Regions from separate parts of the Homo sapiens genome. Here all the other regions are linked to region 3. The links are chromatin loops, found by intact Hi-C in ENCODE. Cell type or tissue: GM12878. All regions are shown on one strand.

Region 1 (2,500 bases), 81 kb before region 3:
GGGAAAAAAAAAGAAAGCTTTTGCTCGTTGATCTATGCTTTTTCCATCTTAAAATTCCTTATGTTAGTATTTCAAGTCAATTTTTGTTTCCCTGCATAATCCAAGCAATTGCCACAATTTTCCATTTTACTTTGCAAATATTCATACATCAGGCATAACATTTTGCAATGATCTATCACAACCAGTTAAGTCTGTCTCTATAAACAGTAACTTTATTTTCTGAACCAAAAACAGGCCACCTGGGCTGCTGGGAGGGCAGAGTGCTTTACACCCAGCCTGTATCCCTGATTCACTCCCTTCTCCATCAAATAAGTATTCAAAACTGCCACTAGTGTTATCTTTCTAAACTGGAAATCAAATCAAGTCACTCCCATGCTTCAAACCTCTTGATGTCTTCTCTTTTTCTGTAAGATAAAATCTAAACTTCTTGGTTGAACAAGCAAACCCCCAAATAGCCAGGCTCAAGCCATCTCTTTCTGAAAAGAGAATCCACTTCATAAGCCCTTCCATCCAGCCATTCTCAACTTCTTGCCCTGGCTTAACGCAGCCTTTTCCAGATTTCATATCTTTGTACCGGCTATTCTTTCTGTGGAAATATTCTTACTCACTCCCAGTCCCCCTCACCCCCACCCATACACACACTCACTTCTACTTATTCTTCAAGACAGATTCCAATGTCTCCTCAGGGTATCTTTCCAAGACTTTCCCAGGCAGTTAGTTGTTTCTTAACAAGTTATTTGTGCCTATATCAAAGCACTCACAACATTTTATATCAATTTATCTATTTATACATTTATGTCTCCTTCTAAGCTATAGCTCTCTACAGTTTTAAGTAGACTATTTTGATGGATAACTCCAAATTGTAACTGTCTGCTGGAAGCTGGAGACTATTTTTGCCTCAGGCTCATGAGGTGAGTTCTATCAGGATCAAGGCTACCACGTGGGGGAGATGTTGTAAAGAGAGTACCAGCACTGGGGCAGGGAAGGGACGAAACAGTGATCTTTAATAATTCTTTGATAACTTTAATTTTTTAATGACTCTTCCACACCTAAGATGATGAGCGTAGGACAATAGAAATAGCCTCACAACAATCTTTTTGGTTCATCAGTAACCAGCAGCCATAAGCCAGGGCTGCCATAAGGCTTCACTACAGAGAAAGGCAGCATACTTCTAGCTAATTTATTAAGTTGAGACTCCACATTAGACACAGTCTGGGGTTAATAGCTGTGATTTTTCTATCTCTAAAAAGCTAATTACAAAGACCTATCATTCCCATTTTTGTTGGTAACTAAAGCAGTTCAAGAGGTATGCCTATTGGGGAAGTAGGAGAAGTTAGAGAGGCTTAATTGGGATAGTTGCTAATTCCAAAGAAGAGGAAACATAATAACAAAAATGCTTTTTTTTTCATTACAAAGAAGTTCTCTTTGAACTACAAATATAAGCTCTAGACAAAATGCATTGGCCCAAATATTTAGATTCCTGCTGACAGTCAGAGTCAGTGGTGGACTGATGTCATGCCAACGGACATGCAGTGTGAGCCTTTAACTTAAGAGTGCTAGGGCTAATTAGACAGGAAAATTACACCATGCCACATCCAGTTCTGGAATGTGTATTTCCACTACAGAATAGATAACAACAATGTGTAGCAGTACATCTCACATCTTCAGACTTGATCTAAGACAAAGAACAAAATACTTCAGGAATAATTCCTGAAGAACAGAATGGGATTCAGCCTTTTTTGCCTCTTCACAAACCCTTAAAAACAAAAAAGGCAAGCAAATCTTTTTTATATCTTAATTTTCTTCCACTTTATTCACAAGTTATTTTTTCCCCTTCCTCCTATGGGGTGGGGGATGGTTAGTAAAACAATATGAATAAAAGTAAGCCTCCTCTGTTGAGTTTCTGGTATAGGTGCAGAACAGTGCCAGCCTCTGTTCCTGGTAGCTAGACACTGTGCCTAGTGTGGAAACTCCACACATGCACTCTCCAGTGTCTGGGAAAGATGCCTCCAGCTGACATAGACCAGTCCCTGCCTTGCCCAGAGTCTGAAGCCAGTTTTATCCTGAGTACCTCTCCTCACACCGTGGGAATTCTGATTTTATTTGGTTCTAAACCCCAGTTCGCTGCTAGCTGGAAAGACAAGAACTAGAATCCTGTGCCTCCTCTCCATCTTTAGGAACCTCTACACACTGCAGAGTTGCTAACACAGTTTTCCTAGAAGCAATCATCTAAACCAAACCTATGTCACCAAAAAAGCAGAGCAAAGGCTGGGTGCAGTGGCTCTCACCTGTAATCCCAGCAGTTTGGAAGCCAAAGGTGGGAGGATTTCTTGAGCCCAGGAGTTCAACACCAACCTGGACAACATAGCAAGACCCTGTCTCTAGAAAAAAATACAAAAATTAGCCAGGTGTGGTGGTGCATGCTTGGGCACCAGCTTCTTGGTGAGGCTGAGGTGGGAGGATTGCTTGAACCCAGGAGTTCGAGGCTGCAGTGAGCTAT
Region 2 (2,500 bases), 440 kb after region 3:
ATATTTCCATTATTTTACTCTATAGATGTAATGTTGCATTCAAGAAAATTACTATTGATTTGAATTATGACCAAAAATTTAACTGCCAAATATCAAAAAGAAACATCAAACTCTAGGTAACAAATACATGGCAAACACAGAAAACATATAAAAATGAAAAGGGTATCTGGCCGGGTGCGGTGGCTCATGCCTGTAATCCCAGCGCTTTCAGAGGCTGAGGCAGGTGGATCACCTGAGGTCAAGAGTTTGAGACCAGCCTGGCCAACATGGTAAAACCCCATCTCTATTAAAAATACAAAAATTAGCTGGGCACTAACGTACAGCTGGTTGCAGTTGTCTGTAATCCCAGCTACTTGAGAGGCTGACGCAGGAGAATTGCTTCAACCCAGGAGGCAGAGATGGCTATGAGCCGAGACAGTGCCACAGCACTCCAGCCTGGGTGACAGAGCGAGACTCTGTCTCAAAAAAAAAAAAAAAAAAAAAGCAAGCAAAGGAAAACCAACATAATTATTTGTATTTTAGACCTATAATTTAAGTAACATATTTCTCTCTCAGTCTCACTTTAATACTTGAAAGTAACAATAACACTTACCTTACAACTATAAGAATGGCTATAAGAATTGAACAGATAGGATCTGCTATCATCAGACCAAAATTTTGCATCATGATGGCAGAAGCAATTACACCAATACTTCCAAGTGTATCTGCTAGGATATGTAAAAATACACCTAGAAATAAACCATAATAAAAATCAAAACAGTCTTTTGGTTAATTTAAAATACGAATATATCCTAGAGCTATACTCTTAATTTTATATATAAAAAACTAGATATCAACTTCAAAAATAAGTAAGCATGTATATTCACCATTTAGTAACCATGTAATAGTACATTTATGAATTAAAATCACTTTTTCTGTTTCAAATCAACAGGGGTTGAAATATCTGACTGGTAATTTATACCTTTTCTTAATGATATAAATGAAGTAGAGAAGCAAGTTGATTTTAAAAATTGTTTGTGAACATTCACCTCTGGCTAACAGGAGTCCAAAAGTCAGTAATTTGTTATGGGATGGAAATTGCATTAGGCTAAAAGAACTGGTCAAGAAAACATTTTTAACTATAGATATACGTACATACAGAGCCCTCTGCTGGTGATTACAATTATTACCATTTGGGACTACAATTTCCCATAAACCATAATTTCACTTATCCTGTTACACTTATTAATTATCCTAAAAGCTCTATCTAAACTGGTTACATACTACACTCAGAGGTGACGTGAAAGCAGGCACTGATTTGAATATTTTTAAATAAATATAAAATACATGTTGAACTTTTAATAATTAAATATTAAATTGGTAGGATACTGATGTTATACTGATATTCTAAAAACTTAGACATAATAACATTTAGTAAGTCAAAGTTGCCCAGAAAACCATTTAAAATGTCAAGAAGTAAGATTTATGTACAATACTTTCTGAAAAAACTCAACTGAGACAAATTATTCAACGTTTAGATCTTTAATACAAAATTTCTATACCACAAACATTCTTTTAAACTTCAATCATGTCTTGCTAAAAATAGAACATTATTCAATACCATCATCTGCCCTATCTGAAAAGAAATAGTTAATGCATAAAAAGCATGTATGTAGTTGAGAAATACTTGATTTTTCTTTTTTAGTATTCACTGCACAATAAAGGGTGAACTGTAATTATTTTTAGGTATATAAATACAAACAAACTCAAGAAATGTTCTAATAACTTAAAAATTGACTGCTAATGAGTCAAATCAAATCTTGTGTTCTGGAAAATTATACTTCATTTTATCTGCCACTGATGGAAATTTATATCAAATATTATATTAAATATAAATCATCCCTCACTACCTACATATAACTTTTCGTTTATATACAGTTTAACTCTATTATTATAACTGTTCTTCAAAAAGAACAGTCCTTTAAGAACAACTTTCTTAAAAATATTTCCAAAAGAAATAAATTTTGTCAGACATACTTATAGAATAAATATTCGGTTCCTATCACGTATTTCAAATAGCAGTGAATTAAATAGGTTAATAATGTTGGGGCCACTTTAACTTTTAAAACTACAACTGGAAAAAAAATACACATCAAAGCAGATTGAAGGTCCCTAACTACAAACTCTTATATATGATACATGCTTTTAAGCCTTTATATTCTTTAATCAGTGTTTTGGTAGAATAAAAAATGAAAATAACTCTAAACATGAAAAGAAAAAGAAAATAATGATTTGTAAGAAAATAATGATTTGTTCTTGATTTTCCTTAGACTGGAAAGTCCCTGGCTACCATTTATTTGCTAACCTGAAAACTGGTTTTATTAGTAAGTGTCATTAAAACTACCTAAAGCCTTCTTACTACATAAACTGTTTAAGAAAAAAATCACTAAGAAAGAAACATAAACTAGGATGTTTAACTTATACAAAGTTAAAAGCCTTAGAAGATGTGGTAGGATACTGA
Region 3 (2,500 bases):
ATGGCCCTGGCAGCACAGGAAAGTCTGCTCAGCAGTGGCTACGCACAGGTCTGTTTCACTGAGGAAGGACAGAGGGCCGGCAGCCTCCATGATTGACATCTCTAATGTAATGCCTTAGTTCTTTTGTCCTCAGGTATAAAGCAATGAGACAAAATGTTCATTTTGGCTGTGATAAAATCACAAGATTACTTTCCTAGAGTGTGAGGTTATAAAAGATTATAAACTATACGCAGGTCAGCAATTTCAGCCACAGTTAGAGCCCGGCTTTGAACTGCCTGGGCTTATTTAGAGCTCTTGAGCTCAAGATATCAATGTTCAGTCACTTCTGCTGCCTCTTGTGCCTCCTGGAACCCAATGCTCCGTTTCTGGTTCCTTTGTTTATCTCTGCCCTCTCTACTTCCTAAACGCAAAAAGTCCTTCTTAAACTTCCCAAGCTATTGGCGATTGTTAGTCATGATCCACAAAGCTCAGTTAAGGATAAACACTAAATTCAAGTTTTCCTGGTTGTCTAAAGAATGCTCTTCCCGTGGTGGCTCATACCTGTAATCCTAGCTCTTTGCGAGGCCGAGGCGGGAGGATCCCTTAAGGTCAGGAGTTCTAAACCAGCCCGGCCAACATGAAGGAACCCTGCCTCTAGTAAAACTACAAAAAAAATTAGCCAGGCGTAGTGGCAGGCACCTGTAATCCCAGCTACTTGGGAGGCTGAGACAGGAGAATTGCTTGAACCCGGGAGGCAGAAGTTGCAGTGGGCCGAGATCACGCCACTGCACTCCAGCCTGTGGGACAGAATGAGACTCAGTCTTAAAAAAAAAAAAAAAAAAAAAAAAAAAAAGAATGTGCTTCTACAATCTCCAGTTTCTGCAAGTAACCTTCCCTTTCCCAGGCTTGGAAATAACTAAAGGCTCGGGTAACTATCCCAATATAATGCTATTTTCCCAGGCCACAGTGACCCTTCATTAGTATTGTACTGAAAAAAAAAAAAAGGCTTTATCCATCATGCTTTCACCTCCAGCTTGCCTCCTGTCCCCAAAACCCCAGTCTCCTGCAAGCTACTGCAGACTCCTATTGGCTGGTCTATTGTCCCAACTATTGCTATTCTTTACTCTGCCACATGGTGGCACTGTTCTCTGACAGCTTCTCCCCTACTCCTGGTTTAAAAGATGATGATATCAGATTTGTGAGAGTTTCTCCCTCAGTCTAGTGTGGGAATGAATATTGCTCTGTATCAGACTTCCAAATGCAGGCTTTTCTCTCTCTGTTTTTATGCCCCCCTCTTTTAAGGATCTGCATAAAGGAATGTTTGAGCCTCATCTGCCTTCATTGAACTTAAAAGAGACTCCTCTCCTACTGAATGTGAACCAGGACCTAAAGACAGGATCCAGGCTCCTTGACTCTCCTAACTTAAATTCAGTTCCCTGACTCCTGCTGGAAGATGTACATTCTGACATCCTCAGGTGCATCCTTTAGTCACAAGTCAAACTAAAACTACATCCAACTAAAAGGCTTCTGCACAGCAAAGAAACAACAGTGTGAAGATACAATCTACTGGTTGGGGGGAAATATTTGCAAGCCATACATCTGATAAGGGGTTAGTATTCAAAATATATCGGAAACTCGAACAGCTCAATAGCAAAAAAAAAAAAAAAATTAAAAAATAGGCAAGGGACTGCAATAGACATTTCTCAAAAGAAGACATACAAATGGCCAAAAGATATATTTAAAAATGCTCAACATCACTAATCATTAGGAAAGTGCAAACTAAAACCACAATGAGAAATCACCTCATACCTGTCAGAATTGCTATTATCAAAACAGGCAAAAGATAACAAGTGCTGCTGAGAATGTGGAAAAAAGGGAACCATTGTATACTGTTAGTGGGAATGTAAACAGCCCTTATGGAAAAACGTATGGAGGTTCCTCAAAAAACTAAAATTAGAATTACCAGGTGATCCAACAATCCCACTTCCGAGTATTTACCCAAAATTGAAGTCGGTTTTTTGAAGAGGTCTCTGCACACTCATGTTCATTGCAACACTATTCACAATAGCCAAGTTATAGAATTAACCTAGGTGTCCAAAAACAGATGAATAGATAAAGCAGATGTGGTAAATACACAATGAAATACTATTTAGCCTTGTAAAATAAGGAAATTCTGTCATTTTCAAAAATATGGATGTAATTAGAGAGTGAAATAAGTCAGGCAGAGAAAAACAACACAAATATTTCATGTTCTCATTCATATGGGGAATCTAAAACAATGAAACTCAAAGAAGCAGAGAGTAGAATGGTGATTACAAAGGCGCGGAGTGTGGCGGCTGAAGAGGGTGTGGGAATGGGGAGATTATAGCCAAAGGGTGCAAAATCTCAGACAGGAGTAATAAGTTTGTTTTTTTTTTTTTAATCTAATGCATAGTGTGGTGAATATAGTTAATAAGAGTGTATTATACATTTCAAAATTGCTGACAGAGTAAATTTCAAAGGCTTTTACTGCACACACACA
Region 4 (2,500 bases), 49 kb before region 3:
AGTTCTGCAGCGTGGGTAAGAAAAAGGGTGAGATGTGCAAAGGGGAAGCTCTCTGAAAGCAGAGAATATAATTAAGTCAACTTTCAAATTCAAATGTACTTCTTCCTTTCCCACATGTTCTAAATCAGACCTCTTTCCCATAGGGCTGCAGATGGTGCCTCTAGGGCTGGCTGTCACTGATCTCTGAAGGGTAAAACTGAACTGAAACCTACAAGCTTCACACCTGTGGGGTCAGCTTCATTAACAACTTTGACCTTTGCTCGTTTTTAAGAGCTGCCCCAACAAATATCACTGCAAACAAGGTGCACCCTGACTCTTTGGTGATATATCACCTTCTCTTTTCACCTTGACCCTTTGGTCATATATCACCTGACCCTTTGGTGATACATTACCTTCTTGGCAATCTAATTTTAAGTCTCACTTCATGTTAATCCAGGACAGGGATCTTAAGTCAGTCTTGAACTCTCTTTGTAAAACCTAAGGGAGGTTTAACTACTAATTTACTGCTTGGACCTCAATTAACATCTGTTTTTAAAAATCACTTAACATTGCCACAAAATAATAGTTCTATGCTTCTCTGACAGATTTCATCACCTCAGTTTTCCAACTTTTGACCCAACTACAGTTAAAGCATGAAAAAGACACATTGGTAAGGCCAGCTAGTGGTCACGTCACACATAAATTACCACTTTCTACTGTAGGAACTGTCTCCATCTGTAGGAAAAACCTGGAGAATCCTGTAAATAGCAGAAATATTATAACAAATCTTTGGTGAATGGAGGAAAGTGGTGGAATTAAAGGTAGAACTATCAGAAATTACTTAAAAAAAAAAAAGGACTTGTGAGGCTTGTCCACAATACTTATCCCCATTTTACACAATAAAAAACCTAGACACAAAGAGGTTAACTTGCCCAACTTATACAACTAAATTATAAAGATTCCTATAAATATATTCTCAATATGTGAAGCACATTATACACTTTATTGAAGCATTTAGTATTTAGTGATTATCATTCTAACAATGTAGGAGAATATACTTTAAGAAATACGGAGCAAAATCATTCATTTTGAGCAAGGCCTTGGGTTGGCAGTGAATCAAGATGACAGCTTTACTATTTAAGAACAGCTCTTTGAATTGTAGAAATAGTCCTTAATCACAGGACAAACTTGGCTCCATGGTGGAAAAGATTGTTTTGTTTTAATTCCAAATATCTATTAAGTACCTACTGCTAGTCCCCAGTACTGTGCTGATATGCCACAGATGTGCCCATCCCTTCTTTTTGCAAAATTTTGAAAATCTAATAAGGGTAGAGAAATAACCAACTTTTATGTTTTATTCTGCATTACAATTCAATGCAGAATCAAAAGATTTCCAAATAGAGCTACAAGCGAGCAGCATTTGGAACCCCAAGGAAGGAGCATGATGACCCAGGAAAATGTCAAGAATTGGATGTTGAACATTAGCCTTTCAGCCACAATCACAGACAGGAGCACTGTCTTCCAAAATAAAGAATAAGGTATGATTACAGGACTAAGCTGAACATAAAATTGGCCTCTAGATGGTCCTGGTGAGGTGAAAATGGCTAAAGGAACTTCATCAAGATTACCTGGAGAAAGTGGCCAGAGATACATTAAGGAGCAATACGGTTTGGTGCCCAATAGTAAAGAAGAGCATGCATATCGGACAGCCAACGGGAAAGAAAAAAGGAGGGAAGACAAACAAAAAACAACATGGCCAAAGCTTTGTTTAAATAATTTAATCAGCAGCTTCAATTTGATCCAGAGATAAAGGGGGATGAAATGAAACAATGAGAAGGACCAGAATAGAAAACTTGAGTAACGTGATGATATCATCAGCATCAGTTTTCTAAGTGTTTACTATGCATAGGATGTTATGATTAGTGTGAAGTAAGGCAGCCTTTGCCTTCAAAGAACATTTAGGTTAGTTAGGGAGGCAGAAAAAATGTCAGAAGATGTCCATACAGATGCTAAATGGGAGTTATATCAAAATAAGTGCTTTGGGGCCAAGAGGCAAGGAAGACAGGAGTTAAGGTAAACAGAGGATGCCATAACTGAGGCTCAAGAGAGAGAGGCAGGGATATGGAACACTCTGTAGTGCAAGTAAAGAAGGAGTAACTTGAGATTATGTTAAAGTACTATAAGCAAACCCAAACAAAGCATAACATTCTGTGAGGCATAACATATTCACCCACAAACACTAAAACCATTTGGGCCCCAGAGGCTTTTCCAGGATGTGAAGTTGCCACCAGATTTTCAACAAGCAAACGACAATTTGTTGAAGGTATGTTGTACACGCTAAGACAACATTTTTGTCACTTATACTCACCAAACTTATACTATTCTGGCCAAAAATCAGGTTCCATTTTAGAAACTGGAGAACGATGCATCTGGTATGAGTGATACGATTAATTAGAAACATCTCCTATGACAAAATGATTATCTATAAAACCGTGCATTTCATGTTGAATGAATCAGATTG

The links. Hi-C counts contacts between places; a loop is a spot of excess contacts. Peaks named below come from ENCODE experiments on the same cell type or tissue, not always from the same donor. Only the 100,000 strongest peaks of a DNase experiment are listed, where the experiment ranks them.
Region 1: it touches region 3 in a loop (5-fold over the local background); 4 of 110 quality-filtered maps call a loop at or near these places.
Region 2: it touches region 3 in a loop (9-fold over the local background); 54 of 110 quality-filtered maps call a loop at or near these places.
Region 4: it touches region 3 in a loop (5-fold over the local background); 4 of 110 quality-filtered maps call a loop at or near these places.

Annotation. Positions count from the first base shown.
Region 1 is chr1:101,437,028-101,439,527 of GRCh38, reverse strand. No RefSeq gene overlaps it. Among named protein-coding and RNA genes, the nearest start is that of LINC01307, 110 kb to the right of the region's middle. In GM12878, a CTCF peak has its summit at 944; a DNase peak (open chromatin) is centred at 997; H3K27ac peaks cover 1,849 bases.
Region 2 is chr1:100,919,934-100,922,433 of GRCh38, reverse strand. SLC30A7 (solute carrier family 30 member 7) reads right to left here. Exons shown (of 11, transcript NM_133496.5): 8 at 593-728. Among named protein-coding and RNA genes, the nearest start is that of SLC30A7, 25 kb to the right of the region's middle. In GM12878, a CTCF peak has its summit at 1,153 (motif pointing left); no DNase peak of the experiment used is centred here.
Region 3 is chr1:101,356,181-101,358,680 of GRCh38, reverse strand. The region is part of intron 4 of LINC01307 (long intergenic non-protein coding RNA 1307); the gene reads right to left. Among named protein-coding and RNA genes, the nearest start is that of LINC01307, 34 kb to the right of the region's middle. In GM12878, a CTCF peak has its summit at 1,111 (motif pointing right); a DNase peak (open chromatin) is centred at 1,110; H3K27ac peaks cover 431 bases.
Region 4 is chr1:101,405,511-101,408,010 of GRCh38, reverse strand. No RefSeq gene overlaps it. Among named protein-coding and RNA genes, the nearest start is that of LINC01307, 83 kb to the right of the region's middle. In GM12878, a CTCF peak has its summit at 1,559 (motif pointing right); a DNase peak (open chromatin) is centred at 110; H3K27ac peaks cover 2,392 bases.